Regions from separate parts of the Homo sapiens genome. Here region 2 is linked to region 1. The links are chromatin loops, found by intact Hi-C in ENCODE. Cell type or tissue: chondrocyte. All regions are shown on one strand. Each heading gives the region's core, and the rest is flanking DNA. Links, peaks and the distances in the headings are about the cores only.

Region 1 (14,994 bases), core at 3,242-11,241:
AAGTGGATGGATTGGAGTATATTTTGGAGGGAGGTCCAAAAGGCTTGTAGGTAGACCATGGGAGGTAGAGAGGACATTGGTGAACAGAAGTAGCAACTCTGGCTGAATCCCTTGGTATCTCCCCAACTTAAATAATTTGTCCAATTTTCCTACTGCTGTTCTTGACTCTTCTTGCTGTCACCTATCAGGCACTTGATATTGCTTCAGGAAATCATGGTGTGACTGAAAAAGCCCTGGATTTGGAATCAGGCATCCAAGTTTCTCACCCTGCGTGTGACTTTGAATCCATGGTTTAACTTGTCTGAAACTCAGTTTCTTCATCTGTAAAGTGGAACTATGGTAACACTCACCTCATAGGATTGTGGGGCTAATGCTAGGCTAAATTCATGCTTCATCACATCTTGGCTCTTCAGATGGGGCTGCTAGGGAAACTGAGGCCGCTCAGAGGCTCTTAACCAGCTACAAGCTTCAAATGCTCTATTGAGGAATTCCAGGACAAATGTCAATCCCTCCTTACTAGGTCTCCTTGGTTTAAGAGAAATACCTTCTCTCATTCTGAGATTATTTGTATTGTGGGATGAGGGAGGGAAGAGGGGACATTGAGGAAGTGACCATTACCAAAACACTTTTAAATATGGGTATTTATGGCAAAACAGTTCATATTTATGGTCTAAAATAGTAGAGCTTGCATCTTGACACCAGATTAACCTGTCACTTATCAGCCATGCAGACAAGTAATGTTAACTTTCTGAGCCTTGGTTTTTCCTCTCCTATAAAAAGGGAATAATAACGTGTCACATAGGGTTGTTGTGAGAATCAAAGGAATTAATATCTGTAAAATGCCTGGTGCGTAGTAACTGCTTAGTGACAGCTGCCATCATCACCATCATTGCCCAAACTAAGATACTGGATTATTGTGAAGATCAAACTTGTCAAGCTCTTGGCATCATCACCATCATCAGTGGCAACAGCAGTAGCATCACCATCATTATCATCACCATCAGCATCATCGTTATTATCACCATCATCGCCATCACCATCATTACCATTATTACCCTCACCATCATCATCATTACCATCATCATCATCACCATCATCACCGTCAGCAGCATCACCATCATCATAACCATCAAAACCATCAGCAGGATCACCACCAGCAGCAGCAGCAGCATCACCATCGTAATCACCACCATCATCACCATCAGCAGCATCGCCATCAACACCATCAGCAGCATCACCATCATCATCACCACCATCACCATCGGCAGCATCACCATCATTATCCCCACCATCATCATCAGCAGCAGCATCACCATCACCACCATCAGCAGCATCACCATCACCATCAGCATCAGTATCTCACCATCATTGCCTCACAGGATGAAGCAGGTTCTGTTGATGCCCACCCATATCCCTTCAGCACTTGCCATCTGTGTACAGTGGCCAATGTCTACTTGCCAGTATCTGTATCTCTTCTTGAGGGCTTTCTCTGAGTATTGGAGCACACTGTGCCTGCACTCTGGCAGGCGGAAGTACCAGGAAACAAATACCTATACTCCTCAGGAGCAGCTGTCAACCAATGACTCACAGGAGTTGAATAAACACACTGGCTCCCTTGACCCTTGGGTAGGGTAACTCTGAAGGACATCTTCCATACTGTTTCTCAGAGTTCTCCAGTGGAATTAAGCTCGAGATGCCCCCAGTGGTAGCTTGCTTGTGATTGGGCACCCTTTTATAGACTGCCTCCCCCTCTTTCTCTCATATCCCCACTCTCTTGCATTTCTTAGGACCACTATTTGCATTTGAGTCTTTGCCTCACATTTTGCTTCTGGGGGAACCCAAACCGAAAACACTGGATTATTGTGAAGATTAAATTTGTGAACCTCTTGGCACATAATTAAATGCTCAGTAAACTCATTGTTAAGTGAACAAATAAGCGAAGCCTCACCTGGCCTGAGGATACAGACCCAGGGCAGAGGAGAAGAGGAAGGGTGAGACCTGGGACTGTAGGAGATGAGAGGATTCCCAGAGAGGCTGTCCCTGCAATGCCCCCACCCTTCAGCAATGGGTATCATTACTCCATGCCTCCCCATTCTGAGTTCTCTTCCTGCCCTCCCGCCCCCGGTGGTTGTGGGTTCAAGGCGTGGCTGGATCACATGGGCCAGAGCCCTTTGAGCAGCTCAGCAAGATGCTCTCGTCACCAAGCTCCCACGTCAACTCGCTGGAAGGACAACACCTACCGAGCACTGGACTGGAGAGAAAAACAGGCAAAGTAAATGTGACATTGAACTTGTTGTGCCTTTACTGTTTAAACAATTACGTTTACATATTATATCATATTACAAAATGACAAGATTGTACAAATCAACATGTAAAGCATGAGAGCTGTGAAGCAAAGTCTTCCTCTGTCCATTTCTCCCGGGGCTGGTCATGGCTACAATCTTGGCTTCCTCTCCCTGAGGCCCTAGCCCCTCATCCTGAAAGGATTCTGAGAGGGCAAGGGGCTTGTCCAAGGTCACAGAGCTCTCCTGGTTTTGTCTCTGGTGCTGCTGCTACTACACATTGTAGGGCCACTTTCGAAACAATTTTGCCTGGGGGGAAAAGACCCCAACTACCTCTTGATAAAGGTACTGCATTTTTAATTTTCCTCCAGTCTGGAAGCCACAGACAGAAGCCCATGGAGATCCAAGCGCCCCAAGTGGTGGCGTCATACAGCAAGCTTGGTGTAGGAAGCAACTCTCTGGAGGGCTGGAGGGTGGAGGGGAGTGAGGGCATTGTGTGCACGGTTAAAACATGAGAGCTGTGAAGGGAAGTTCTTCCTCTGTCCAGTTCTTCCAGGGCTGATCATGGCTACAGTGTTGGCCTCCCCTCCCTGAGGCCCTAGCCCCTCATCCCCTCTGAGTGGAGAGAGCACCACCCCTGAGTCTATTTCTGAGGGGTCTGAGAGGCATTTCAGAAAAGGAAGCCTTGGAATAAAACTCAGACCCTCCCCTGGAATAGCTTTGTTCTCATGCTGGGTACATGGACACAGAGCCAGCAGGGGAGAGGAGGAGGCATCCAGGCTGCTCCTGAGACTCGCAGGGTTTAGGTGGGGTTCTGTTTAAGGACCCACTCACCATGCGGGTTGGCACGGTACAGATCTAAGAGGTAGGCATCTGGGTCCAGGCGATGCTCATCTGTGGGAAGAAGGGGTGAAGGAGGTTGAGTGGGAGGCTGTAGGAGATGCTGTTCCCCTGCACAGAGCCCTTCACCAGGCAGTGCACTGTCCCCTGGCTGTATGCATCTTGACTGCTACAGCTCACAGCTACTTCTTTTGCTGGAGAACTGAGCTCCGCTGAGGGAAGATGCCTTGCCAGAAAAGTGACACCCCCTTTCCCCTGGGAAGCCCACGGTCGATGACTGACGGACACAGATGTACTGAAGACCAGTGCCCTTGCCTCAGAATGCAACAACTCTGATGTGATTTGTTCTCTAGAGCCACCTAGTGGATCAGGCCAAGCTCCAGGATGCGAACACTCCTGGCCCCTGCCCCTTCCCTATCCTCCTTCACTCTGTCCCTTGGAACCCTTTTCCTGAGGGGCACCCCCTCAATGCATCGTGTACTACTGAAGACATGTCTTAGCTTCTGCTTCTTGGCCAGTGGCCCTCAAAGTGTGGCCCCCCGACCAGCAGCATCTGCAACTCCTGGGAACTCATCAGAAACACACATTCTTAGGCCCCGCAATCTGTGTCTTAGCCCTCCAGGGGATCCTGAGGTTCTGGTAAAGTCTGAGGATCATTACTCTAGAGAATGCAAAGGGAAACAGCGGCCCATCCTTGGTTCCCACAGAGCCAGGGAACTCCCAGAGCTGGATATGTGTTTGCAGAATTCCTTAAGGACTCCTTGGCCCCTAGGCCAGGGATGAAGTCCATCCCAGCTAGGGTGTCCCAGAGGCGTCGGTTTCACTGGTGCTACTGTGAACCTTCACACTAAACAAATCTTCTGCATCTCTCTGCAAGCCTGAGGCCAGCTCTAGGCAAAATCCAAACTCCAGGATAGGCTCCTAAGACTTGCACAGGCTAACCTTTAACCTTACAGCAGGACTCCACCTGGTTTCATTGAAGACAGAGACCTGAAGGGAGGGCTCATCTGCAGGCCTACTCTGGCCTCCCACAGAAGGGCCCAGTGAGCCTTTGAGGTCGAAGAACTCCCAGGGACCCGGGCTCTGTTCCTGTTTCCCACAGTGGAACTTACTGATATTCCCTCCAACTTCATAGAGGAGGATGTTGGCTGACTCCATGGACCTATGGCTGTAAAACAGAGAGAGAGAAAAAAAAAACTACTGCCTTTTTCTTCTGGAAACATCAAGACCAACAACTGTGCATGGCCCCCAGCCCTGGAAAGGGCAGTCCTCACTGATTTTTGGTCCTGCTGGGGAGAAGCAGCATAAGGACCCTCCTGAGAGAGCTGGAGCCAGTGACAGAGTCCAGCACCCAGGGGCTGGGGAGAGGTAGCTGGAGGGCACGTGGTGAGGCTCAGCCAGGGGTGCACCCCGCTGCGAGGCCCCTTTCTTCTGGGCATCAGAATGGAGACTGCGAAGGCAAGGGAATGAGTGGTGACAGATGGGGACAGGAGCCTGCTGTGAGGGGAAGATTTTGAGTCAAGATGGATTATGGACATTGTATGATTACATATGATAATGATGCCTATCATGTAAGAATCACAATTATTATATGATAATTATGGGTATCCTGAGTTCAATTCCATGGCCTCTTTTCTGCCATGTGGCCTAAGGCAAGTCCCTTCTCTTTTCTGAGTCTTAGTGCTCCCATCTGTTCAAGGAGGAGCTGGATCAGATACTTGCTGAAGATGACAGTCTGAGGGTCCCTTGTGCCAATGCCAACAAGGAAGCTCTTGAGGTCTCAGGCTGTTTCCTGTACCCTAGGAATGATGGCTGCACATCAGCCCCCGACCTTCTTCCAGATCCTTGGCCAGGCTCTGCTCCTTGCTGCAGGACCTTTACTGTGCAGTTTTCTGTGCCTGGAAGCCTCACCTCGCTCCCAGATGACACCAGCTTCCTTGGCTTCCAGACACATTGTTCCCTGCATTTCTTATGAAACCTAATACAGTTTGTAACTTGATCTTTGATTCGTGACTATCTGCTTTATATCCAGGTCTTCCTCAGGACTGTGAGCTCTTAAGAGCAGGGCCTCTGTCTGTTCTTTTCATGGCTAGTCTATAATTCTCTTAATACATGGTGGGCCAGGTGCGGTGGCTCACGCCTGTAATCCCAGCGCTTTGAGAGGCTGAGGTGGGCAGATCACTTGAGGTCAGGAGTTTGACACCAGCCTGGCTAACATAGTAAAACCCTGTCTCTACTCAAAATACAAAAAAATTATCCAGGCATGGTGGCAGGTGCATGTAATCCCAGCTACTTGGGAGACTGAGGCAGGAAAATCGCTTGAACCTGGGAGAAGGAGGTTGCAGTGAGCCAAGATCGAGCCACTGCACTCCAGCCTGGGTGACAGAGCTAGACTCCATCTCAAAACAAACAAACAAACAAACAAACAAACCAACAGAAAAACATGGTGCCTGGTGGTAGGCATTCATTAAATACCTATTAAAGTGAATGAGTGAGTGGTGGTCATCATGATTATTACTTGGAGCCAAGAAACTCTCTAAGATTGGAGAACCCATCTGACCACCCCAGAAAGGGAAGGCCAGGTCAGGCCAACAGTATGTGTAACCCCCTGGTGGCCTTCAGCTCTGGGGTGCAGAGCCCTCCCTGCAGGGAAGAGGCTCCTGCCTCCAGGAGGTGCCTCTTACTGTAGAAGGAGGCTGTCCATGTCCTCACTGTCTTCTTGACCCTTGGAACCAGGGCTGAGGTGCTCTGTGAACTGCCTCAGGACGTGGGCCACTTTGGTGCTGGGGGTGAGAGGCACCTTCAAGGGGTCCTTGATAGGCCAGACCACCTGGATCTTTGCCACCTTGGGAGTCTGCAGAGAGAGAGAGAGAAAGATCCATATACATAAGAGTCAGCTTGCCTGGAGTTCCAACGTGGATGCATAAACACGCATACATGGCACTTACGCAAATGCCCACGCTGAAAATCACAAGATACACACACACGCATACCGGACACTTGGGCACAGATCACAGACATACACATTCCAGATGTGTGTTTGTGTTTCTATGCCTATGTTTGTGTTTCTATGCCTGTGTCGGTGCACTTGTACACACAGCAGGAGTACATGCAACGCACCCACAAACACAGACATGTAGGTTTGTATAAAGACCCATCACCCACACATCGTGCACGGTGCAGCCTCAACGCTCATCAATTTCTCTAATCGGGACTTTAATAAGGAACCGTGTTCAGGACCCCTCCTAGGAATACTCAGTATTTTTGGAAGGCTCTTCCCTTCTACTATCCCCCACCCAGCCCCAATCACCTCACACCCCGCAGAGCGACTCCCATTTTCCCAACCCTCGGCCAGGGGCTGCCGAAAAATGGGGCGGCGGTGACGGTTTCTAGGGGAAGTCTCCGAGTCACTCCATTTCCCCTCCCCAACCCGCTTCTAAGCCCTCGTTTCGCAGCCACGCCTCCTCGCTCCCCGTGACGGCGCCGCAACGCCCCCTGGTGGCCTCACTGGGCCGTTGCTGGCAGCCCGGTAGCGGGGACCTGGAGGAAGGGAAGCACCGCGCCCCAGGTGCCCTCCTGTCGCCTCGGCCCTTCTCCACCTGTCTGGGGTCGGGGGCACTCACCGCCTCGAGGCCGTCCCCCGCCTTGTCCCTGTCTGCGTGCATCCTCCGCAGCCAAGTCTTGAGGCCTGCGTCGCAGAGCTGGGGGCGCCTGCTGCTACTGTCGTTCAGTTTTCGCACCTGGGCGACCAGGAAAGAGGCGACCTGGCCAGAAAGGATCAAGTTTTGGCAGGGGGATAGGACTTCTGGGGGCGAGAGGCAGAGCCCTCTCCAGGGTCATCGTGGCCTCTTCCCTGGCCCAGCGTCCCACAGGGCTTGGAAATATGCATTTGTTGGACACGGGACGGAAGCACTGGTTTGGTGGAATGAGGAGGGGGCATTCAGCCCCTAAAGTGGACCTTGGAGTAGGGGACCCTGAGAGTGGAGCCCACCCTGAGGCTTAGTGGATAGTGGTCCCCTCGACAGAAGCTGGAGGGTCCTGCACCTGCTGAGGGATAGCTGCTCACTGGCACACTCAGGCAGGGGTGTCCCCAAAACACACCTGGAGCAGGCTCTGCTCTGAGAACCCCCAGAGAGCCCACACTGGGGGATTCCTACAGAGACCTCCAGATCAACCCATGCCTCTCTGTGGGATCCGAACCCAGCAGAGTCAGAGAACCCAGACTCCATGGACCCTGCTAATAACATGTTTCTGTCTCCCAGGGTCTGACGAAACTGGAGTCGATTCTGAATTCCCCTTTTTGCTGCTATGTGTGTGCTGTCTAAAGGTGACACACACGGGGAAGAGCGAGGGTGATGGGGGTTCTCCCCTTTCACTTTTTCTACATCTATGTTTTCTGAAGCTTTTCTAACAAGAAAACATTCAAGAATTTCTTGAATTTTTAAAGCATCCTCCAATAAAAAGAAGTATTACAATCCAATGTCTTTCAGTAGCAACATTATCTCAAAGGGCTGAGTGCAGAGAAGAAAGGAACTATGGGGGTATAAGGGGTGTATGAGGGAGGAGTAGGGGACTTTCGACAGAGGAGTTGACTTTTGAACTAGGAGGTCTTGAAGAATGAGCAGAGGACACCAGGCTTCTGCCCTTAGAAAAAAAAAAAAGGGAAGGGAATTCCAGGCAGAGTAAACTGCATAAGCAAAAATTCAGAAGTGTGAAGTACTAGATGAGTTTGGAGTGCCAGCTGGCGTTTGCTGTGTTTAGAACACAGACGAGTGCCCAGGCAGGGTAGGAAGAAAAGTGGGAACAGTCAGAGAGGGCTTCACTTGCTGGTTTCTGGAATAGGAAATCTAACCTAATGACCATGGAAGAAGGAAGGGATAGAGGGAAGGACTGTGGGTGGATGGATGGGTAGATAGTGGGATAGATGCATGGTTTGGTAGATGAGTGGATGGATGGATGGGTAGATAGTTGGATAGATGTGTGGTTTAGTTGGATAGATGCATGGTTGAGTGGATGGGTGAATGAGTGGGTGGATGGATGGATTGGTAGATGAGTGGAGAGATGCATGATTGGTGGATGGGTGAGTGGATGATAGATTGGCATATGGGTGGATGGGGGAGTTGGAGGAATTAATGGATTGATGGGTGGGTAAGTAGATGGGTGGGGGGGATAGGTGGGTGGGTGAGTGGGTGGGTGACGGGCAGTTGCATAAATGGATGGGTGGGTGGATGGATGGATGGGTAGGTGGGTGAGTGGGTGGATGGATGGGAGACTGAATGGAAGGATGAATGAACAGATGGAGGGAAGAGGCTACGCATCGCTAGGTGAGAAAGCAGCCTGGTCAGCAGTGGTAGATGGTGCTGCCTTGTGTTCACAGGAGTCTCAAGAGCTGGAGGGGTCTCAGTGCTAGGGGCACCATGCATGCTGACACCGCAGAGGGGCCTCTCTCCTGCTCTGGCTCCTCCCCTTGCTGTCACTTGTTACTCAGGGCAAAGCTCACGGTGGGGGCAGGAGGGCAGGGGTATCCCTGTTATCTGGTTCTGGGCTCTGTCTTAGGCAGGCCCTGTGATCCTGGGCCTCAGGGATGGGGCTTTCTCAGCAGCATAAAAGCTTTGATGTGAAGGAATTATTTGCAGGAGTTGGGGGAACTCCTGCAATCTGGGGTAGACCAGATGGCAGCAGACTGACTGAGAGGCATGGCAGTGGAGACAGAAAGTGAAGACACTTCTTCTTGGTTACTAAGGCAGGGGGAGGAAGAAAACACAGGCCTGTGCAGAGGCCAACAAAGGTCCTGGAAGGGACACACTAGGGAACTGAAAGGACAATGCCCAGGCTCCTGGAGAGCAGGGGCGGCACGGCAGCTGCACCCAGAGGGATACCCAGCGCCCAGCAGCACTCACCGTCCACAGCAGATCCTGGTAGTGCACCATTATCTGCACCACCTCGGCTGCCCCTTCTGCCAGCTGCTTCTCCTTGCCTTTGGGGAGCTTGGGGGGCCGCCCTTGGTGCAGAAAGAGGTTAGGGGCCATCACGGTGGAAACATTCCTCAGAGTCATCTTGTTGTGCTGTTCCCGGGCCACCACCTTCCTGAGGAATTCCAGCAGTGCCTAGGGAAGGGTGCAGAGCCTCCCTCAAATCTCAGCCCATCCCTGGCGCCTCCCCACCATCCCCAGGGCATTCTGATGAATGATAAGGGGGTGCTAGGAAGGAGCCAGGAGCTGGGAGGGCAGCAAGAGGGGCTCCCGTTCCAGCTGTGTCACCGGCCCACTCCATGACCTCTCTGTGTCTCCGTTTCCTGCTCTGCAGTGTGTCCAAGACTCTTTCCCTCCCCTGCTCCCTCAGAGACTAATGAGACAACTGGGTCAGACTTCAACTTCCAGGTAGAAAAGGGCCACAGGTCTGGAACATGGGTCATTTCCTGGTGAGGCCCAGGATAGCTCCTTCTTTCTGGAGTCTGGGTCTACCCAAAATGCAAAGGAAGGAATAGAGAAGCAGAGATGCTGGGAGAAGCAGAGACACTGAGAAGAGCAGCAGAAAGTGATGAGAGCTACCACTTACTATGTATTCTTTGTGTTCCTGGGCCTTTAATTGGTACATCTCATTTAATCCTCACAGAAACTTTATAAGGTAGGTTTTTTTTGTTTGTTTTTTGTTTTTTTTTTTTTGAGTCAGAGTCTCACTCTGTCTCCCAGGCTGGAATGCAGTGGTGTGATCTTGGCTCAGCTCACTGCAACCTCTGCCTCCCAGGTTCAAGTGACCCTCCCACCTCAGCCTCCCAAGTAGCTGGGATTACAAGTGTGCACCATCACACCCAGCTAATTTTTTTATTTGTAGTACAGACGGGGTTTCACCATATTGGCCAGGCTGATCTCGAACTCCTGACTTCAAGTGATCCTCCCGTCTTGGCCTCCCAAAGTGCAGGGATTACAGGAATGAGCCACTGTGCCTGGCCAAGGTAGCTCTTATTATTGCATGTGTTTTACAGATAAGGAAACAAGCTTGGAGAATGTGCCAAGAGTCATATAGCCAGTAAGGACAAAGGGACGGAGTGAAGAAGGGAGGGAGGGATGGATGGATGGAAGGATGGATGGATGGATGAATGGAGAAAGAAAAGATTAATAGATGGACGAATGAGAATAAATGGGTGGTGGAAGGAAGAATAAATGGAAGGGAGGTGGGAGGGAAGGAGGGAGGGAGGGAGGAAGAAAGGAAGGGAGAGAGGGAGGGAGAGAGGATAGGAAAAGAGGACACATATTGAGTACCCTGCAAAGCATCATCTTCTACCCCATGATTCCTCATGAGTTAGCTTTTATGATTTCCAAAACAATTAGACAAGATGCTATTAATGCTATTATCATCCTCAGTTTACTGAAAAGGAAGCAGAAACTCAAACAGGAAGACCCGGGGCCTCCTCAGGCTGATCCTGGAGGCACATCTTGAGTCTGACTGAAGGACAGTCAAGACGGTACAGGGAGCTGGGCCAAGGCCCTGCATCCATTCCCATACGACAAGGAGAATTTGCTAAGGGTCTGTTTCCCAAACTGGTTCTGCATGGAACACCAGTGCCATGCAATGCTTTCCACAACAAAAGAGGTCTGTGATCAACTGAGTTTGGAGAGTGCTGCATACTCTAATCCCACTTGGAGATTCTCTAAAGCCTCAATATACCAAAGGCTTTGAGAAGTCCTGGGGAGAAAAGTATTCTTAACCTTGTTTCATGAACTCTGTGTTTACCCATCCATGCTTGGCCACAAGGTGCTAACACCTGTTAGCACCACGTGGAACTGACGCTCTGCAGTGCCCACTCCGGGACTATCCCCTTTCAGGACTCATCTACTTTCTTTAAGAAAAAGTCTCAAGAGAGGTTTGTGTGGGTCATCACTGAACCCTAGCACCTGGCAGAGTTGTTGAATGAATGAATGAATGAATGAGCACATTTGAAGCCATGGCTGTGGCTGTGGGCTGAGATGGCAGAGTGGTGGTGGTGCATGGTAACTCTTACCTTTAAGGCATTTCTGTTGGGTTCTGGGAGGATGAGGATGAGCAGGTGAAGAACCTGCAGGCGCTGCTTCAGGTTGGGGATGTCTGCGGGAAGGGAGGGACCTCAGTCTCCATGGGAGGCTCAGGGACTCCCTCCCTCAGTCTGGTCTCTTCTTGGGGAAATTCCAGAGCTGGAAAGCCAGGGGACAGCCAGGAATCCCTTTTTTCATAAGGTGTGGGACTATTTCCTTGTCTAATGTTGGCTCAGACAGAGCCCTGACCAGTGCTCGTGGGAGGTTCACTCGCTATACTTTGTGTAACAAAATAAACACACGCATGCATGTGCAGGCAAGCACATGCCGCACAGACCTAGATGCAGTCCAGGCTGCAGCCCAGGGTCAGAAATGCAATGAACCAGCAAATCACCCTTAGGAAGGGAGACAGAGAGCTCAATGGGCCCAGATAGAAGGTTTTCATGAAACCCTCTGTGTTGTGAGGGTTGAAAAGGAAAAGCTGTCTCACACCTGGTGTCAGGATCTCCGGGGAGAGGAGGTAGGTAGGAGGAGGTAGTAGTTATAGATTCAAAGAAGGAGTTCATCAGAGCCAGACAAGACCCAGCAGCTGAGAGCTGGCTGGAACCTGGAGAAGAGCTGCGTAGGAGACAGAGGCTGAGCACCCTGGGCGCCAGGCCTGCGACCCCATATGACCTACCTACCTACCTTCCTTCCTTCCTCCCTCCCTCCCTCCCTCCTTCCCTTCTTTCCTTCTCTCACTTATCAACAAATATCTATCAAGTACCTGTCAGGTGCTGTGCTCAGTCTAGGAATCTTGGACACAATAGTAAAGGAGGAAAACAAAGTCACAGGCTCATGGAGCTTACATTTCAGAGAGGAGACATAATACACAAGCAAAGAATAAATCAGAGTATGATGGGCATCATTGCATCATTATAGAGGCTGGCAGGCAGCATGATGTGTGGGGTCACGGAAGGCCCCTCGCAGGCAATGACAGCCAGCTGGAACTTGAATGGCAGAAAGCAGCCAAATGAGGGTGGAGGGAGGTTCCATTCAGACACAGCAGCAAGTGCAGAGGCCCCAGGGAAGGAAAGAGGAGGGGGAACAGCAAAGCGAGAGAGCCTGGCCAGACAGTGGGGAAGGAGGGGCCCAGGAGGAAAGGGGGCCAGAAATAGGCAGGACCTGAGCCGGAGGAGGTGGGCCTAGTAAGAAGTGGAATCTTATTACAAGAGTGCTGTGGAGGGTGGGCAACAGCATAGGGAAGGAATCTGATTTATGTTTTGCAATGAGGTTGAGGCCAAGCCTGATGGTTCATGCCTGTAACCTCATCACTTTGGGAGGCCAAAGTGGGAGGATCGCTTGAGGCCAGGAGTTTGACACTAGCCTGGGCGACATAGCGAGACCCCCGTCACTACAAAAAAATGTTAAACAAGTATGCCAGGCGTGGTCTCATGTGCCTATATTCTTAGCTACTTGGGAGGCTGAGGCAGGAGAATCACTTGAACCCAAGAGTTCAAGGCTGCAGTGAGCTAGGATCATGCCACTGCACTCCAGCCTGGGTGACAGAGCAAGACCCCATCTCTAAAAAAAAAAAAAAAGAAAGAAAGAAGAAAGAAGAAAGAAGAAAAGAAGAAAAGAAGAAAGAAGAAGAAAGAAGAAAGAAGAGGAAGAAGAAAGAAGAAGAAAGAAGAGGAAGAAGAGGAAGAAGAGGAGGAAGAAGAAGAAGAACAACAACAACAACCAAAACGCTGCGGTCGTGAGAATCAAAGGTCAGAGAGGACCTCTCAGGATCCCTGTCCCTAGCTTGGGGGTAGAAATCAGACTGCCTGAGCCTTGGAGCTTTTTGGAGAATTCAGAGAGACAGGGAGAACCTCACGGTTGTGAGTGAGATCTCAGGAGAGCTGCTGTATTTTTTTGAGAAAAATAGAAGTGACTATCTTTGTTCATTGTGGATTGTGAAGAAGTCCAGACAGGAACATATATATGCAGACTATACATACAGCAAGGTCCGTGCAACACATGCTGATCTGCAGATGTGCACACAGATGGACATGCACACACATGTGTGCCCACAGATACACAGGTAATGATGCTGATAAGCTCAACCCCATGGATGTCAAGATGTGAAGGAAACTAGTCCACTCATCCATGTGAGAACTAATAGGGACTGTAGTGTGCAAAACCTTAGCCTCCTCTCCTCACACACCTGCACACATGCCATACAACACACGCAGGACACGCGTGCACATGTGTATGTGCACACATTGGGCTCACATGTTCACACTTGCTTCTTCCCCCATCAGTTGGACATTTCTGGAACAGACATTTCCAGGAACACGGAGTCCTGCCTTTGCATGGCTTCCCCTCTCCACCAAGGCCAGTGAGCCAACTCTCCATCCCTGCACAGGCTAAGGGCTTGGGCACACTCACTAGGCACCACGGCGAAGGCCGGGAGGTACTCAGCCGTGAGCAAAGGTGTCGGCAGCTTCCGGATGAACCTTTTGAGCAAATCAGAGGCGTCATTGTGATGAACCTCGTCCCAGCTAAAAAGGCCAGCATAGAAGTCTCTCTCCAGTTTCTGTTCCAGCCCCTACAGGAAGGCGGGGCATGAAAACACAGTTGGCCCAGGGCTCTGGTAGAAGTCGCTCTACCACTTCTCTGGGGCTTGGTTTCCTCATCTGCAAAGTGGGGACAACAAGAGCACCTCCCTCGTGGGGTTGAAGTAAGGACGAAATGGTCTAACGTGCGTGTCACTGAGCACAGAGCTCTGCTCATTAAACGTTGGTGGCCTGACTCCAGGGCCCACACTCTCTGCCACCATGCTCATCATGCCACCTTCAGCCTCTCAAACCCTCGACCCACACAGAGACCAAAGACAGATCACTGGCGAGTCAGGGACTGGTTTCCCTCCCGGCTTAACACACATGTGAGCATGGGGGAGATGCAGCCTCAGTGAAGCCAGGAAGCCAAACCATTACCTTGACCCTGGCCTGGGATCCGGGCACCCTGAGAATGCCTTCCATGTCCAGTCCTCTCTTTTCCAAACAGGACAGCAGCTGTCAGAAAGAGAAACCAGCATTTAAACCAGGAACCGCTGAAAAGCAGGATTCAAAATGGTGTGTTTGTCTCCCATGAAAATCAGAAAGAGGGGAGTACCAGGAGAAGGGTTTCCTTCGGAATAATATTAGTTTTTGTGACCACTTCCATGAGCCCAGCATTCTGAGAGCTTCATACACATTTTTCTCATTTAATCATTGATAAGAGGAGGATACTGTTATCATCATCCCAATTTACAGATGTTGAAAGGGAGGCTAATGAAAGTTCAAAAATCTACCCTTGACTTTAAGATTCAGAAGTTAAAAAGAAAAGAAAAGAAAATCCACCCCAAGGATCACTTGAGGCCAGGAGTTCGAGACCAGCTTGGGCAACATAGTGAGACCCTGTCTCTACAAAAAAAATTAAGACAAAAATTTACTTATTTATTTATTTACTTATGTATTTTTTGAGAGAGTCTCTCTCTGTTGCCCATGCTGGGGTGCAGTGGCGCGATCTCGGCTCACTGCAAGCTCCGCCTCCTGGGTTCACACCGTTCTCCTGCCTCAGCCTCCCAAGTAGCTGGGACTACAGGTGCCCGCCACTACACCCGGCTAATTTTTTTTTTTTGTATTTTTAGTAGAGATGGGGTTTCACCGTGTTAACCAGGATGGTCTTGATATCCTGACCTCATGATCCACCCGCTTCGGCCTCCCAAAGTGCTGGGATTACAGGTGTGAGCCACGGCGCCCAGCCAAGACAAAAATTTATAAAATAAAAACAACAACATCAACAACAACAACAACAGCAAAAATCCACCCCAGGTCTCTGAGCCAGCAAGTGCC
Region 2 (14,994 bases), core at 4,783-12,782, 400 kb before region 1:
TTTTTTTGGTAGAGACAGGGTTTCACCATATTGGCCAGGCTGGTCTCGAACTCCTGACCTCAGGTGATCCGCCCACCTTGGCCTCCCAAAGTGCTGGGATTACAGGCGTGAGCCATCGCGCCCGGCCGCCCACCTGAATTTTAGAGACTAAAAAACTCAAAACTACCATGCACATTTTGCATCTTATATCATTTCCAAGTTGATATCCATTGGGGTTGGACCAATTTGTGCTCCCTTAATAAACACATCAGTGTGCCATTTCCCCACACCCACACTCGCATTTGTTGCCAACCTGAAAGGTACACTTTTATTAAAAATAAAATAAAATAAGTTCACTTCTTTCTGACTGCACAATCGGTTTCATCCACCACTCCATGGTATTATGAATTCTGTCCACAACGGCTCTTGGCACATAAATGGGAAGAGAATATCACAGCAATTTTAATGAATTTGGAACAGCAAGTTCTTGGCTGGGAGAATTGTGTGGCTTATTGAGGGATGTTCTTCCCTTTGGGGATTGTGAACATCATGTTCAAGGCAATATCCAAATGGAAACGACTCTATCAGAAGAAAGCAGGGAGGGGGTATGGTAGGGTGTCCTGCAAAGCTCACTGAGGGCAGAATCCAGAGGCTGGGGCTCCCAGAGCCCCAAAGATACCCCTGCCTGCCTGGCAGTCAGGCTCTCTTCCTCTTCTTCCTCCTCTCCAACAGACCCATATCCCCACCAACCATTGTCACCATCTCTAAGGCCCCTGGGCAGCATCCTGGACATTAGCTCTAGGTCCTCTGTCACCTCTCTAAACATTTACCTCTTTCTTTGCACCAGTGCATAGATTCTCAGGGCTGGAGGGGGCCTCACAAATGGTCAAGTTCAACTACACAACAGATGCCAGTTGAAACTCCCTGGTGGCATATCAGTAATGGGGTACTCACACCTCCCCAGTGCAGCCCACTCCATCCCTGAACCCCCTGACTGTACGGAGCCCTTTTCCTAAGGACCTAGAAGCTCAGAGGAAAGCTCACATTCCTCCAGGGACACAGAGTGAGTAGGGTCCCTCTTCCACATGACAACCCTCATTTCTTTGAGGACGGCATCCTACCCCCCAGTATGAGTTCCCCAGGGCTGCCGTACCAAATGGCCACAAGCTTGGTGATGTCAAACAACAGACATTTCTCCTTCTCACACAGTTCTGAGAAGGAGGGCAGTCCAAAATAGAGGTGTTGGCCGGATTGGTTCCTCCTGGAGGGTCCGAGAGAGAACCTGTCCCATGCCTGTCTCTGAGCTCCTGCAGCCGCCCGCAGTCTTTGGCATTTCCGGCTTGCAGCTGCACCTCTCCAGTCTCTGCCTCTGTCTCCACAGCAGCTTCTCCTCTGTCTATGTCTTTTCCTCTTCTGCATTTAGGGCTTACCCAGATAATCCCAAATGATCTCATCTTAAGATCCTTAGTTTAACTGCATCTGCAAGAACTCCTTTTATCTTTTTTTTTCTTGTTCTTTTTTCTTTTCTTTTTTTTTTTTTCTTTTTTTTGAGACAGAGTTTCACCCTGCCGCCCAGGCTGGAGTGCAGTGGCACAATCTCAGCTCACTGCAACCTCCACCTCCCAGATTCAAGCAATTCTCCTGCCTCAGTCTCCCAAGTAGCTGGGATTACAAGCATGTACCACTAAACCTGGCTAATTTTTGTATTTTTAGTAGAGACAGGGTTTCACCATGTTGGCCAGGCTGGTCTCAAACTCCTGACCTCAGGATATCTGCCTGCCTTGGCCTCCCAAAGTGCTGGGATTACAGGTTTGAGCCACTGTGCTTGGCCATTCCTTTTTCAAAAAAAAAAAAAAAAAAAAAGGCTACATTCACAAGTTCTCAGTGGACATATCTTTTGGGGCAAATTATTCAACTCAACGCACCCTCTAAGTTTTCTATTCTTCCGACAGAATGGTCTCAGTCCTCCTGCCATTCCTCAGATGGTGAAATGTCAAGGCTGCTCTATTCCCACTGGTACTGATGCGATGTACCCAATTGTCCCAAATACCAGCAGACATATCTCCATCTCTCCCACCAAAATGTCACACAAACACTTGTCAAGAGCCAGCTGAAGTTTCAAAACACTCTTCATCAAATTTCCTTGAGCTACAAGGGGCAGCATTAAGAAAAGAAAGCACTCAGGCCCACTTAGTTCTGCCGTTGACTGTGGTGAGCTTTTCCACTACTCTGAGCCTTGGTTTCCTTGTCTGAAACATAGGGACAATCATACCCAACTCATATATCAATGCTCCAAGCTCTCGAATAATCTCTTGTCTCACCTTAGGCTTCACATTCTTCTTAGCAAGGCCCTTCCCAGTTCAGACTCCCTGTATCGTCCCCACTCCACTGCCTCTGCCCTTTCAAGACCCTTGGCCCCTTCCTGGGCTATATCTGCTGTAGTGTCCTGGTTACAGTGCTACTGATTGAAGAAACAGAGGCCCAGACAAGCTCATACTCACAAACAGAGGCTGGTCCAAGACCAGCAAACAAAGCACAGATGGCCTCATGGCCCAATGCAACTGCCTTCACCCCTGCACCTACACCAATGCTTCCCAACGTTCTTCACATTATGGCACACAGAGAATGTGATAAAATCCGTAAGATTCACTGGGTACACAAATGAAGCTGCTCTGGTCCAAAGGTCCCAGCCTGGGGGCTCCACCAGGGCCAGACCTCCCCAGCCTCTTACCAAAGGCAGAGGGGATCTGTACCCCAGCATCTTTGGAGCCCATCTGCCATCCACCTTCAGGGCAAACACAGTGACCTGAGTGTCTGTGTCACCCAGTCCTCCAGAAGAGGAACTCAATTGGTCCTTTGCCAGCCTTGGACCTGAGAGTTCCCCTCCCAGAGAGATTTCCCCAAAATTGACTGAGAGCCAGTGCAACAGAAAGAGTTAAGGAGTCTACTTAAGATGTGAAATTAGCATGTCTACCAGTACCTATAGTTTCTGAGTTTTTTTGTTTTTTGTTGAGACAGGGTCTCGCTCTGTCATCCAGGCTGGAGCACAGCAACACGATCATAGCTCACTGCAGCTTCAAACTTCTGAGCTCAAGTGATCCTCCCGCCTCAATTCCCAAAGTGCGGGGATGACAGGCATGAGCCACCGTGCCTGGCCAGTCGCTGGGATTATCATTGCTGATATTCCTTAAGGAAGAAGGCGAGGGAAGTAAATGGGGGAGACACCGAAGATAATGTGCTGGATGCAGAATTCAGACATTGAAGAGGACAAGAGAAGACGTTTCTTCTTGGTCACTCTCATAACAGTTTCACTGGTCCTTAGGGTGGAGGGGTAGGGAATTACTACCAGAACAAGGAAGCTTATGGCTTTTTGTTTTCATAGTATACACCACGCTTAGGATACAGTCATTATGTTGAGCACCCACTAAGCCTTGGGCACTCTGCATGCATCATCCCCTCCCCCATATCAACCTCTCCTAGACCCAATACAGTTCACTGAGGGTGCAACCCTAAGCAAGGCAGGCCAGCCCTGCCCTCCGAGAGCTTCGCCTCTCAGGGAGCAGACCAAAAGGTGCAAATAAGCACATTGATAAGGCTGATATGGATTAAATGGCTTTATCATGTATTGTTATCTATATTGTACACTATATATTATTTATTTACATATAGTTAGCATCCATGTAGCTAAAAATAATAACATAATAAAGCAGAGCAAGAGTATTGAGAATGCAAGGGGTATTATTTTAGGTAAGATAGCAGGAAAGACCCCTCTGAGGAAAGGATATTTGAACAGAGATCTAAAGGATTGAAAGTGGGAGCCAAAGAGAGAGCTACAGGGAGAGCATGCCAGGTGGAGGGAACAGCAAATACAAAGGATCAGATTAGAATGTGCAGAAGAATTACTCAAGACATTTTTTTAAATGCAGATCCCTTGGCCCCTAGACTCAGAGATTCTGGTTCAGTAGATCTGGGAGGCACCCAGGAATTTCCATTTTTATATATCTCCAGTGATTCCAATGCAGGTGTTTCAATGACCACATTTTAAGAAAATATAGTTTTATATTTCTCCCATGGTTTCGATCCTTGATCATTCTCAATGACTTTGTTCTGTGCTTTTATAAAACCAAAAAGGCTTTGGGGGTTTAAGGTCTACACACCATAAAGTCAGAGCCTGGTATATCCTCCCAGCCCCTTCCAATGCATCCATGCACCCTTCAGCAATCAAGAGAGCAGATGATTCCCAGCCAGGGGATCTTGGGGGAGGGATCTTGGGGCTAGATGGGCTGTAACTGCTGGTGGGTGAAGGGTCTGAATGGTGTGCAAGCCAAATGCACTGCCCCTCTCCTCAGGGCTCTACTCACCTATCTTGGGGCAAGATACAGGGATGGCAAATGTTCCTCCATTGGTCTACCTGTCTGACCCCCCAGATTCCCCACTATACTCTGGAATAATGGCCAAGGCAGCCTGGGCTCTGGAGTCAGAGGGCTGGGTTCAAATCCCAGTTCCACCTCCTATAAGCCACCTGACTTAAGCAAGTGATTAAGCCTCTGAGCTCCAATGAATTCATCCAAAAAATGGAAATAAAAGTAGTATCCATACCTTCGAGTTAGTATATGACACATGGAAAAGCTCTTAATAAAACCTCTCATCTGCAAAAGCATTCCAATAAAATTTCATTCTCAATGTGAGTGATGTAATTATTAAATCAAAATAAATTCTGTGTATGCACAAGCCCAGTCTAATACGGTAGCACATTTAACAAAACACAGTCCAACAATCAGAAAGTGATCGGGAAAGGTTCTACTCTTTACTTGGATTCCTGAAAGAATGTCAAAGGATGTCATTACCCAACACAGTTCTTAAAATTCTATTTGCAGCCGGGCACGATGGCTCATGCCTGTAATTCCAGCACTTTGGGAGGCCGAGGTGGGTAGATCATCTGAGGAAAGGAGTTCGAGACCAGCCTGAGCAATATGGTGAAACCCTGTCTCTACTAAAAATATAAAAATTAGCCGGGCGTGGCTGCATGAGACTGTAGTCCCAGCCACCCTGGAGGCTGAGACAGGAAAACTGCTTGAACCCAGGAGGTGGAGGTTGCAGTGAGCTGAGATCACGCCACTGCACTCCAGCCTGGGGAACAGAATGAGACTCTGTCTTAAAAAAAATAAATCAATAAAAATAAAAATTATATTTGCATATCCTTTATTCTTTAATTTGCTCCCCCAACAGCTACCCAGCCACCCCCGAATCCTGCCATTTTCTCTCCCTCAACTCCCAGTCCAAACGATGTTTAGCCCTTACCATGCCGGCCCTTCACTTTTCCTCCCCCTCTTTCTTCCTGTTCACACCTGCCTCTCTCTGTTGTACAGCTTAGCCTTTTAGATACAGTTTTCCAGTCCCTACTTTTCCGTCCATCTCCCCACCCCATAATAATCATGACTGTCATTACAAATGTGGCACCTTTGGGACTACAGGCAGAGAAAGTGGTGATATCAGTGAAACAATGGAGAAAGAGTTTAACCCCCAAGCACACATGCTCACCCCTCAAAGGCAGATTCTGTGTGCTACGGCACATGCACGTATACGCACACATGCAAGGCACATTTGTGCCCACATATGTGCCATAGCATATGCATGTGTAAATGCCATGTGATGCGGTGCACGCATGTCTATGCACACATGCAAGGCATATTTGTACACATGTGCTGTAGCACATGCATATGTGTGCACACATACCATAAGCAAATGTAGGTTGTAGCATGTGCACGGGCGTGCAAAGACATGTGCAGGCACATTTGAATGTGTGCGACATAGTGTGCACATATGTGTCTGCACATGCCCTGTACAAATGGCATGTGCTGTAGTGCAAGCACACATGCCATACAAGCACCAGGGTTCTGTGGTCCAGACCTGGGGCAAACCATGAGTCCCAGGCCAAACGGCAGCCGAGCCAGGCCTCCCCACAGTCTGTCCTCCCTCCCACTTGCCTCAAGAAACAAAGACAGTTTATCAAGAACTCCCCAGTAAGCGGTTTTTTTAAGACCTTCAGCAGCAGCCGCCGGGCTGAGCTGAATGTCTCACTTTATTAGTGAGTTTGGCCTTGGGTGTCTGGCTGTTTGATCAATCCTGCCGGGGGTCAGTGATATTTCCTCCCAGCCCCCCCGCCCCTGCCCCTGCCCCTCTGCCGCACCTGATGAACAGCTTGCCCCTGGACCGCTGATCACCTATTGATTTTCCAGCCCGAGGCTACATCCGCCGCCAGCTGCCATCTCCAGCCCTGTCACCAGGACCACTTGGTGACTAACTGATCCCCCGGTCCCCTCCCACCCCCACCCCTCACTGCACACCCAGCTCCCCCACTCATGGCCCAACCTGCCCTTCCGGCTTTTTCTGTGCCCAGTTCCTACCCTCTCTTTCAGGGCTCAGTGCTGGGACCCTGGACACCAAAATCAAGTGACTCCCCAGCTAGCTTTGATGCCTGGCTGCATGACCTTGGACAAGTCACTTTAATCTCCTTGTGCCTCAGTTTCCTCATATGTAAAAATGGGGCAATATTGGAAGCTACCCATCATGTATATCAGGCAGCAGTTTCCACAGTGTATTATGGGCACCTCTGGGGTCTCTGAGACCCTTTCAGATGGTCCATAAAATTCAGAATAATGTTGACAATAATACAAACATGTTATTTGTGGGGGTTTTTTGCTCTCAGTGAAAGCTTTTTAAAACTCCCAGTGGAATATTACAGGGGCTACATGACATGTGGTATCTCAAAAACTTGCAGATGCAGATATAAAAATCAAACTGTCTTCTATTAAGGCTGACATTATAGAGATCTGCAAAAATATAAAACAAAGCCACACTTCCTTCTCTTTAAATTTTGTGTGTTGTGAAATATAGTTATTTGTCATAGGAATATATTATTTATGCTCACATGTAGTGTTTATTATTGCTATTTTAAATAAATTATAAATAAATATTATTAAAATTTGTTTTGACTCCTAAAATGGTAATTAGTGATAGATACAACCCACATGAACAAGAGCTTTGAGGGCCTTGATCATTCTTAGGGTGTAAAGGGTTCCTGAAGCCAAAAAGTTTGAGAACTGCTGGTACAAGATGCTAGCACTGTGTCTGGCTCACTGTAAGCACTCAGTAAATTATTATTGCTATGATTTGGAGTTGCTATCATTGGGAGTTAGAGTGATTTCTCCAGTCAAGCTGGGGAGGGGATTTGGGGGTGCAGATTTGGGGAGGTTGCCCCTGATTAGGGACATAAGTGGCACAAAGGTGAGATCCCCCCTGCCGGCTCCTAGCAGCCCCCTCACCTGGCACTCACTGCCAGCTTGGAGTGTCCAAAGCCATGGCCAAGGGAAAGGAGCACGTGGCTGATCTTGGCCCTAGCAGCTGGGATTGGCTGCACCTCGAGATAAACCTCCCTCAAAATTGCTCAGAGGGAGGCAGTTGGTGCAAAGAAGGAAGAGGCTGGAGAAAGAGATGTAACAATAGCTACTCCTCGATTAGCCTTACCATGTGTCAGGCATCATTGTAAGCACTTAAAGTTAAGTCATTTGAGCCCTGCGACAATCTTAGACAGTTGTTTAAAAATGTACATGGGATGATTTTGTTGTAATCAGGTATGGGAAGATGACAGACACAGAGTCAACTGCCTGAAAGGAAGATTGTATTACTTACAGTTCCCAAGAGGAGGGCACAACATTCAGGGCCACCTGAACAAAATGAACAAAAATGCAGAAATGGGGTGACCTGGGACAGTCTGGGCATCCCAATGGCCCCTCAGATTTACCATGGCCCATCTGCTTCTCCTGGCAGGCCCTTGGGTCTGCAAGAGCCCTGATGGTGGAGAGAGGGCTGCGCGGGTGGCCCCCTCCTGAGGGCTGGCTTTTGACCCCTCTCCCGCACCCACCCCAACTCCACTCTGAAGGACCCTGGCAGGCCAGGTCAATAATTAGAACTCCATAAAGGTTTGCTGGTGTTGATTTTTGTCGTTGCTTTTTGAACTGGGCCTGTAAAATGGAGAGGTTCATACCTTCCTTGGTGAAGTGGTCAAGATTTAAAGACTTGGTGAGTACAGTATAGCTTCTTGCAACGTGGACAGAGAAGGGGACACCGTCACGAGAGGTGCGGGGGCTGTTTTCACTCCGATGCGCTCAGACCGGGACTGAGCTGCTGTGGACGTGCCCGGTGGGCAGGCGGTGAGCTCGCACCGGGCAAGACACGGGTCTGACCCCTCCCCGCACTCACCCCCTCCCTGGGCGCTCGCAGGACCCGAAGCAGCGCAAGGGCGTCCTGGCTGCCCAAACGCGGGGCTCCAGCGCCGCCTGCCGGCCGCCGTGTGCAACGCCGACCCGGAAGTCTCGCCGTCTCTGCCTGCGCTGGGGACGCGCGGGACACCCGGTTCCGGGAATCCCGGTGGGGGTCCGACCTTGCTTTGGGCGCAGGGAACGCGGCTCTGCAGGACGGGCTGCCGCCGAGGGCATCGGCAAGCTTCGGGGTGTGGACCGTGCCTGCGCCCGCTGCATCCGTTTTGGGCAAGGCTGTGGCTTTTTGAGCCTCAGTCACTCTTTGCGGAGGACGAACAGGGTGGGAATTCGACTTCTCCCACCGCAGCGTCCCTGCAATCTCGTTCTCGACGACGTCCCAGCCTCCCTTCTAGTCCAGTCCCACCCCCAACATTCCTCCTACCCTACTCGCTGGGCACTTCCCGCAATTCCAAATCCCGGCGTGTGGCTCATCCACGTGAAAACCCTTCAGAGCTCCTGGTTGTCGCATAAAACGTTGCTTTCATATTAAAACGAACATGGATTCTGGGAGGCAGAGGCTGGACGATCCCTTGGGCCCAGGAGTTGAAGGTTACAGTGAGCCATGATCCCCACTGCACTCCAGCCTGGGCAACAGATCGAGATTCTATGTCAGAAAAATAAAAAATACATAAAAAGTAAATAAAACTAACATGGATCAGACAGAATGAAATTGAGAGAATGTGGAGCTGCCCAGCTCAGAGCCACCAAGCCCCTAGGAGTCACAGGGGAAGGAGACTCCCAGAGCTCCTGCAAGCCAGCCAAGAGGGGGCCCATTCTCCCAGGGAAACAGCATTGTCAAGGTGGGCTCCATCTCCAAACCAAGCTCCAGAAGCCAGGTCAGGAATTGGGACAGGGCACAGGAGGGACAGCTTGTCTGTACTCCTGCATGTCTGGGCCTCAGCTGACAGTGACCCAGAAGGCTGGGCCCTGGAAGAGCTGGGCCAGAGGACCCACTTCTCAGATGGCATCATGAACCACAGCCCATGAGTAGCCTCTCCAGCATCCTGGTTATCAGGTAGCTGGCTTGCTCGGGTGGCAGTGTCCCAGCAAGCCAGGCAGGAGCTGCATGGCCTTTCGTGACCCAGCCTCAGAAGTCACACCACATCACTTCACACAACCCTGGGTCAAAACCACTACCAACTTGGCCAGATTCATGAGAGGGACATAGACCCCACCTCTGCATGGGAGGCATGTCAAAGAATCTGTGGGGGGAAAAAAAAAGGCACGGCACCAGTCCATCTATTTTTATTTTTTTTTTTTTTAGACAAGGTCTCGCTGTGTTGACCAGGCTGACATGCAGTGGTACAACTGATCACAGCTCACTGCAGCCTCAAACTCCTGGGCTCAAGTGACTTTTCCGCCTCAACCTCATGAGTAGCTAGGGCTGGAGGCACACATACCACACTCGGCTAATTTTTTAAATTGTTATTTTTTTGTATAGACAGGGCCTATGTTGCCCAGGCTGGTCTCAAACTCCTGGCCTCAAGCCATCCTCTAGCCTCAGCCTTCCAAAGTGCTAGGATTATAGGCATGAGCCACCATGCCCAGCTCCATCTAGAAACTATGGTTTTGTGGCCTAGGGAAGGTGTCACCTGGATAAGGTATCACCTATGTTTCACCTCCAAACTCAGGTGCTCCCTCCAGAAATGGCACTGGTCTCTCCATCCCCACTGGATGAAAGATGGCCAAGAGAGACCTCCCTGAACCAGTTGCAACAGCTCAGGGCCATGACAGGATGAGGCCATGGAAAGGGGACACTGCAGGAGATGGCCGAAAAAGCAACATGATTTGCCTCAACTGTCATTTCTTAAATCCAGACACAGGGAAGGGAGGGGAAGTGGGGGACACACAAGGAATAATGGGGGGGAATCAAGGAACTGGGAGAAGAGTTCTTATAGTGCCTCTGCCCTTCCATATCTGCTCTATCAGGTTGTCAGAAGCAAGGGACCAGAAACACAGTCCACTTCCCCTGAGCCCATTGCCAGGAGTGGACAGCAGTGTGGGGACTCACTGCCTCCATGTGGCCAGCAGAGGGCAGCATAGCGCTGCTCTGCTGCATCAGATGCCTGGCAACTTGGCAGGGCCAGTCTGGAGGACTCAGGACTCAACAGGACCAGACTCAGGACCCTCCACATCCCTGGCTAAGGACGGGCTGCAGCCTGGATGTGGGTCATGTTTTAGCACGTGAGCTCCAGGGAAGCAGGGACTGTGCTCTGTGTGCAGTGGTCTCTTATCTGCAAGTGCTTCTGGGTGTCCAGTGTCAGTGAGTTGTGTTGTGAAGGGCACAAAGGTGTCCATCAGATTGTTCCTGGGTGGTTCTGAGCAATGTGTGTGTCCTGATGCCAACACTCATCTGGTGTCCAGCAGCTCCACGAGCCTTCCACTCACTGCTCCCCCTGAAAACTCCAGTGTCCCGAGCCCCAGGGCCAGGCGGGCCCCACTCCGGGCCTCTGTGCACCCCCACCCCCTGACATGGTCCTCCCCTCTGCTTAGGTCCTGGTCACCTCTGGCCTCTGCCCATCTTGAGGGTGGGGGCCCTCATCACCGCATCTGGTTCTTTCCGGGGTGACTTCCTATCTCCCTTGTTTAAATAAAAGGAGTCCACCTTGAAGGAGATGCGGGGACCTGCACACCACGGCACCAGGGAGGCTGGGATGGGCATGGAGGGAGGGGCAGCGGGTGCCCTCTGTGACACACGTGGAGGGAGCAGAGGCTCCTGTTTCCTGAGCAACCCCTGACCCAGCTCCTTTCTGGAATTTTACAATGGAGCTCACTGTGGCACCTGTGCACATGGAAGGACAGGAGGGAGGGAGGGAGGGAGAGGGAAGGAAGGAAGGAAGGCTTGCTGGTTTTAAGTTATTACCACCCCATTGCACTGGTAAGGAAACTGAGTTGAAGACAAAATTATGTCTTGCCAAGGGTCACAAAGTTATCTAATTTTGGGTGTGGGGCTTAAACCAGGTCTCCTCCAGACCCAAAAGAGTATATCCTAAATGATCCCATGTGTATGAAATTCTAGAAAAGGCAAAGTTAGCCCATAGTGACAGAAAGCAGAATAGTGATGCCTGAGGCTGGGGGGCAAAGTCGGGGTGGCTGTTGACTACAAAAGATCATGAGAAACTTTTTGGGTGAAAATGTTCTATATTTGATTTTGGTGGTCACTGTGGTGTACTGATTTGTCAAAACGTATTGACTATCCAATTAAATGAGTGCACTTATTACATGTGAATTATACCTCATTAAAGGTGGTCATTTTTTAATTCGGATCTTCTGACTTGGAGCTCAGTGCTCCTGTCCTCCCTACTCAGATGATGCCCAGTTGTGGTGTCACTAATCTGGGTCCTGTGGCCTGTAAGGGTTATTCACATACCCAAAGGGTGTCCGAATTCCATCTGTGCATGAACAAGATCAATCAAGAGAGGCTGTGGGGATGCAAAGCCCTTTTGTCCTAATCCTGGCTGGGGCAACAGACTAATCAATTGGCAAAAATCCCATGTGAAAAATCTAACTCTCATGCCTATAATCCCAGCACTTTGGGAGGCTGAGATGGGAAGATCGCTTGAGTCCAGGAGTTCGAGATCAGCCTGGGTAACATAGTGAAACCCCGCCTCTAAAAAAAAAAAAAAAAAAAAAAAGTTAACTCCATCTATGCCCACTAAGAACAGGGCCAGGCATCATCACAGTTCAGGAGAAGTGACCTTGGTTTATTAATCTGGGGACAGGAAACCTACCCTGTCTCCCTAGAAGCTGAGTTCCCACGACCCCATCACCACTGGGTCAAGAAATCGCCCCAGAATCTGCCCTCCTTCTGAGTCTGCAACTGAAGTCGGGAAGACCAAGGGTGATTTAGAACACCCTTCTCCAAGCAATGGAAAGCTTGGAGTAAGACTTACATTGTACAAGTTCCCTGGTGGTCTCTTCCAGTTTGCATGCTGCCTCACTAACCTGGCCCAGATTTCTGCCTCCTACCAGGCAATCTTTGGAAAAGCAGACACCAGTGCTAATTAAACTGGTTCTAAATGATCAGTAAGCCCAAGAGAGAGGAGGGAGCCACATCTGGGTGTAGCAAACACAGCTCAAGTCTACATGCTCCTCGGATGGCAAAAGCTCATCAGGATCTTCAAAGCCTTGGTGTATCCAGTTCTCTTTCGCCTCCTGAAGGCCAAAGGCTCAGAAGCAGAGTGCCAAGTGCCGAAGTGGAGGGAACAAGAGTCCCTATGGGCTGAGAGCATAAATTCCAACCTAAGGATACTGATCAGCAGGAAGGACTTAAATGACACTGTCTGTCCTACTGGTTCCTGCCCTGGAAGTATGAAGGCGCTCTGCCCAGATAAATCCTATAAGCTACCCTCCATTTTAGTAGCCTATTTAATCATAAACTGGGGAGGGCTTTTCCAGTGAGTTCCTTCACCTCTACTGAAAGGGGCCGCGGGGCTGCATGTCTTTGACTCCTTGGTGATTAGACAAGCTCTGCGGCTGTTGCTGGCTTTCAGATTGCCGATGAAAATTAACTGTACCATGGGGCATGTAGAATAAACACGAGTTAAAAGGGTGTCCCAAGGAGATCATGTATCTGAGTAAAAATGCGCTGTGATAGGGAAAAAAAGCATCAAAATGTCTCATGTTGTTGGCCGACTCACTCCATCCAGGGTAGAAGTGGTTCCTGCCAGAATATGAGCTTGGAGGTGGGAGGCAGGCTTCTGAAGCCAACTCCACAACCTCCTGCCTCCCGGGGCCACTGGTGAGCAGGTCTAAAACCTTAGACAAGAAGGGCTATGTGTCCTAAAATCCACATCTCCTCCAGATGAACACTTGAGGCTCCTTATCCCCATCTTACTTCATTTTACATTTTATTTTATTGCCAATCCTTGTGTCCTACCCCCACCCCCACAGGCAACACTTGCGATGCACATCTTGTTTGTACATATTTTTGCAATCGTATTGGTTTTGTGTGCATGTAGTTTTAGTCTCCGTGAACAGGACTATCACATCAGTTTCTTTTTTTTTTTCTTTCTTTTTTTTTTTTTTTTTTTGAGACAGACTCTCGCCCTGTCGCCAGGCTGGAGTGCAGTGGCACGATCTTGGCTCACTGCAACCTCAGCCTCCCAGGTTCAAGTGATTCTCCTGCCTCAGCCTCCCGCGTAGCTGGGACTACAGGTGCACACCACCACATCCAGCTAGTTTTTGTACTTTTAGTAGAGACAGGGTTTCACCATGTTGGCCAGGATGGTCTCAATCTCTTGACCTTGTGATTTGCCCACCTCGGCCTCCCAAAGTGCTGGGATTACAGCAGTTTCTTAATTCTTCCACTCAGCTATTTCTCAGGTCTGTGTTCTATGAACCTGCTCTGTACTGATCCACAGTGTCATCCAATACATTGTCCCTGCACACCTCCCAGGGATGGACATTAGTCCCCACCCCATCCATCACACCAGTAAGCATCCTTACATGTGTCTCCTAAGGACCCGGGTGAGAATTTTGTTGGGAACACACCCCCAGAAGCAGAGTTTCTGGGCTGTGGGGCAGGAACACACATGAGTAGTCCCAGGTGGCTCTCCAGGACTGCCGTACCAGCTGCGCACAGAGGCCGCCGCATCTCCATCCGCCACCTTTCCACTGTGTTGCTAATCTCATTGGTGCAGAGTGATGTCTAATTGTTGCTTTAGCTTGTGTTTTCCTGATGACTAACTTTGAATATCTCTTCAGTGGTTTGGTGGAGTGTTGGGTCTGCCCCTATACATTGCCTTCCATTCCCTGTGCCCATTTTTTTCTGCTGGAGTTGTCTTTTCACTGGTGATTTATAGGAGCTCCTTGTACATTCCTGACATTTAATCCTTTGTTTGGAATACCTTCCCCCAGCTCCCACACCTACAGGTAGGCCTTTTGCCAACCACTAAAGCAAATTAAGCATAATAAGAAATGAAGAGGCCGGGTGCGGTGGCTCACGCCTGTAATCCCAGCACTTTGGGAGGCCAAGGCGGGCGGATCACGAGGTCAGGAGATCAAGACCACGGTGAAACCCCATCTCTACTAAAAAATACAAAACATTAGGCAGGCACGGTGGCGGGTGCCTGTAGTCCCAGCTACTCAGGAGGCTGAGGCAGGAGAATGGCGTGAACCCGGGAGGCGGAGCTTGCAGTGAGCCCAGATCATGCCACTGCACTCCAGCCTGGGCAACAGAGCGAGACTCTGTCTCAAAAAAAAAAAAAAAAAAAGAAATGAAGAGAAGGGGGGCAAAGGAAGTAAAATAAAATGGGAAGTCAACTGTTGAGTTTTAAACTAATACACTAAAGTAGAAGATGAAAATCACAGAAAAGGCCAGACACAGTGGCTCACACCTGTAATCCCAGCACTTTGGGAGGCCGAGGTAGGTGGATCACTAGAGCTCAGGAGTTCGAGACCAGCCTGTGCAACATTAAGAAACCCCGTCTTTACTAGCTACCGGGGAGGCTGAGATGGGAGGATCACTTGAGCCCAGGAGGCCGAGGCAGCAGTGAGCCCATATTGCACCACTGCACTCCAGCCTGGGTGACAGAGCGAGACTCTGTATCAAAACAAAACAAAAAGAAACAAAAGAAGATCACAGAAGAAAATATTTATAGAACCACGACAACAAATGTCCAAAATAATAGTTAGACAAACAAGCAGAGTACAAAAAAGACCAAGACGTTAACATAAATGTCGAGGAAAAAAT

What was found. Peaks named below come from ENCODE experiments on the same cell type or tissue, not always from the same donor. Only the 100,000 strongest peaks of a DNase experiment are listed, where the experiment ranks them.
Region 2: it touches region 1 in a loop (7-fold over the local background); 53 of 110 quality-filtered maps call a loop at or near these places.

The regions. Positions count from the first base shown.
Region 1 is chr20:38,637,939-38,652,932 of GRCh38, reverse strand. It overlaps ARHGAP40 (Rho GTPase activating protein 40), which reads right to left. Exons shown (of 15, transcript NM_001164431.3): 8 at 14,095-14,172; 9 at 13,547-13,706; 10 at 11,125-11,207; 11 at 9,023-9,229; 12 at 6,746-6,886; 13 at 5,807-5,976; 14 at 4,235-4,290; 15 at 2,280-3,176. The coding sequence ends at 3,085. Among named protein-coding and RNA genes, the nearest start is that of ARHGAP40, 44 kb to the right of the region's middle. RefSeq lists a silencer at 6,597-6,716. In chondrocyte, for the core only: CTCF peaks have their summits at 3,290, 3,489 (motif pointing left) and 6,636 (motif pointing left); no DNase peak of the experiment used is centred there.
Region 2 is chr20:39,043,572-39,058,565 of GRCh38, reverse strand. No RefSeq gene overlaps it. Among named protein-coding and RNA genes, the nearest start is that of DHX35, 89 kb to the right of the region's middle. In chondrocyte, for the core only: CTCF peaks have their summits at 8,073, 8,326 (motif pointing left), 10,088 and 10,314 (motif pointing right); no DNase peak of the experiment used is centred there.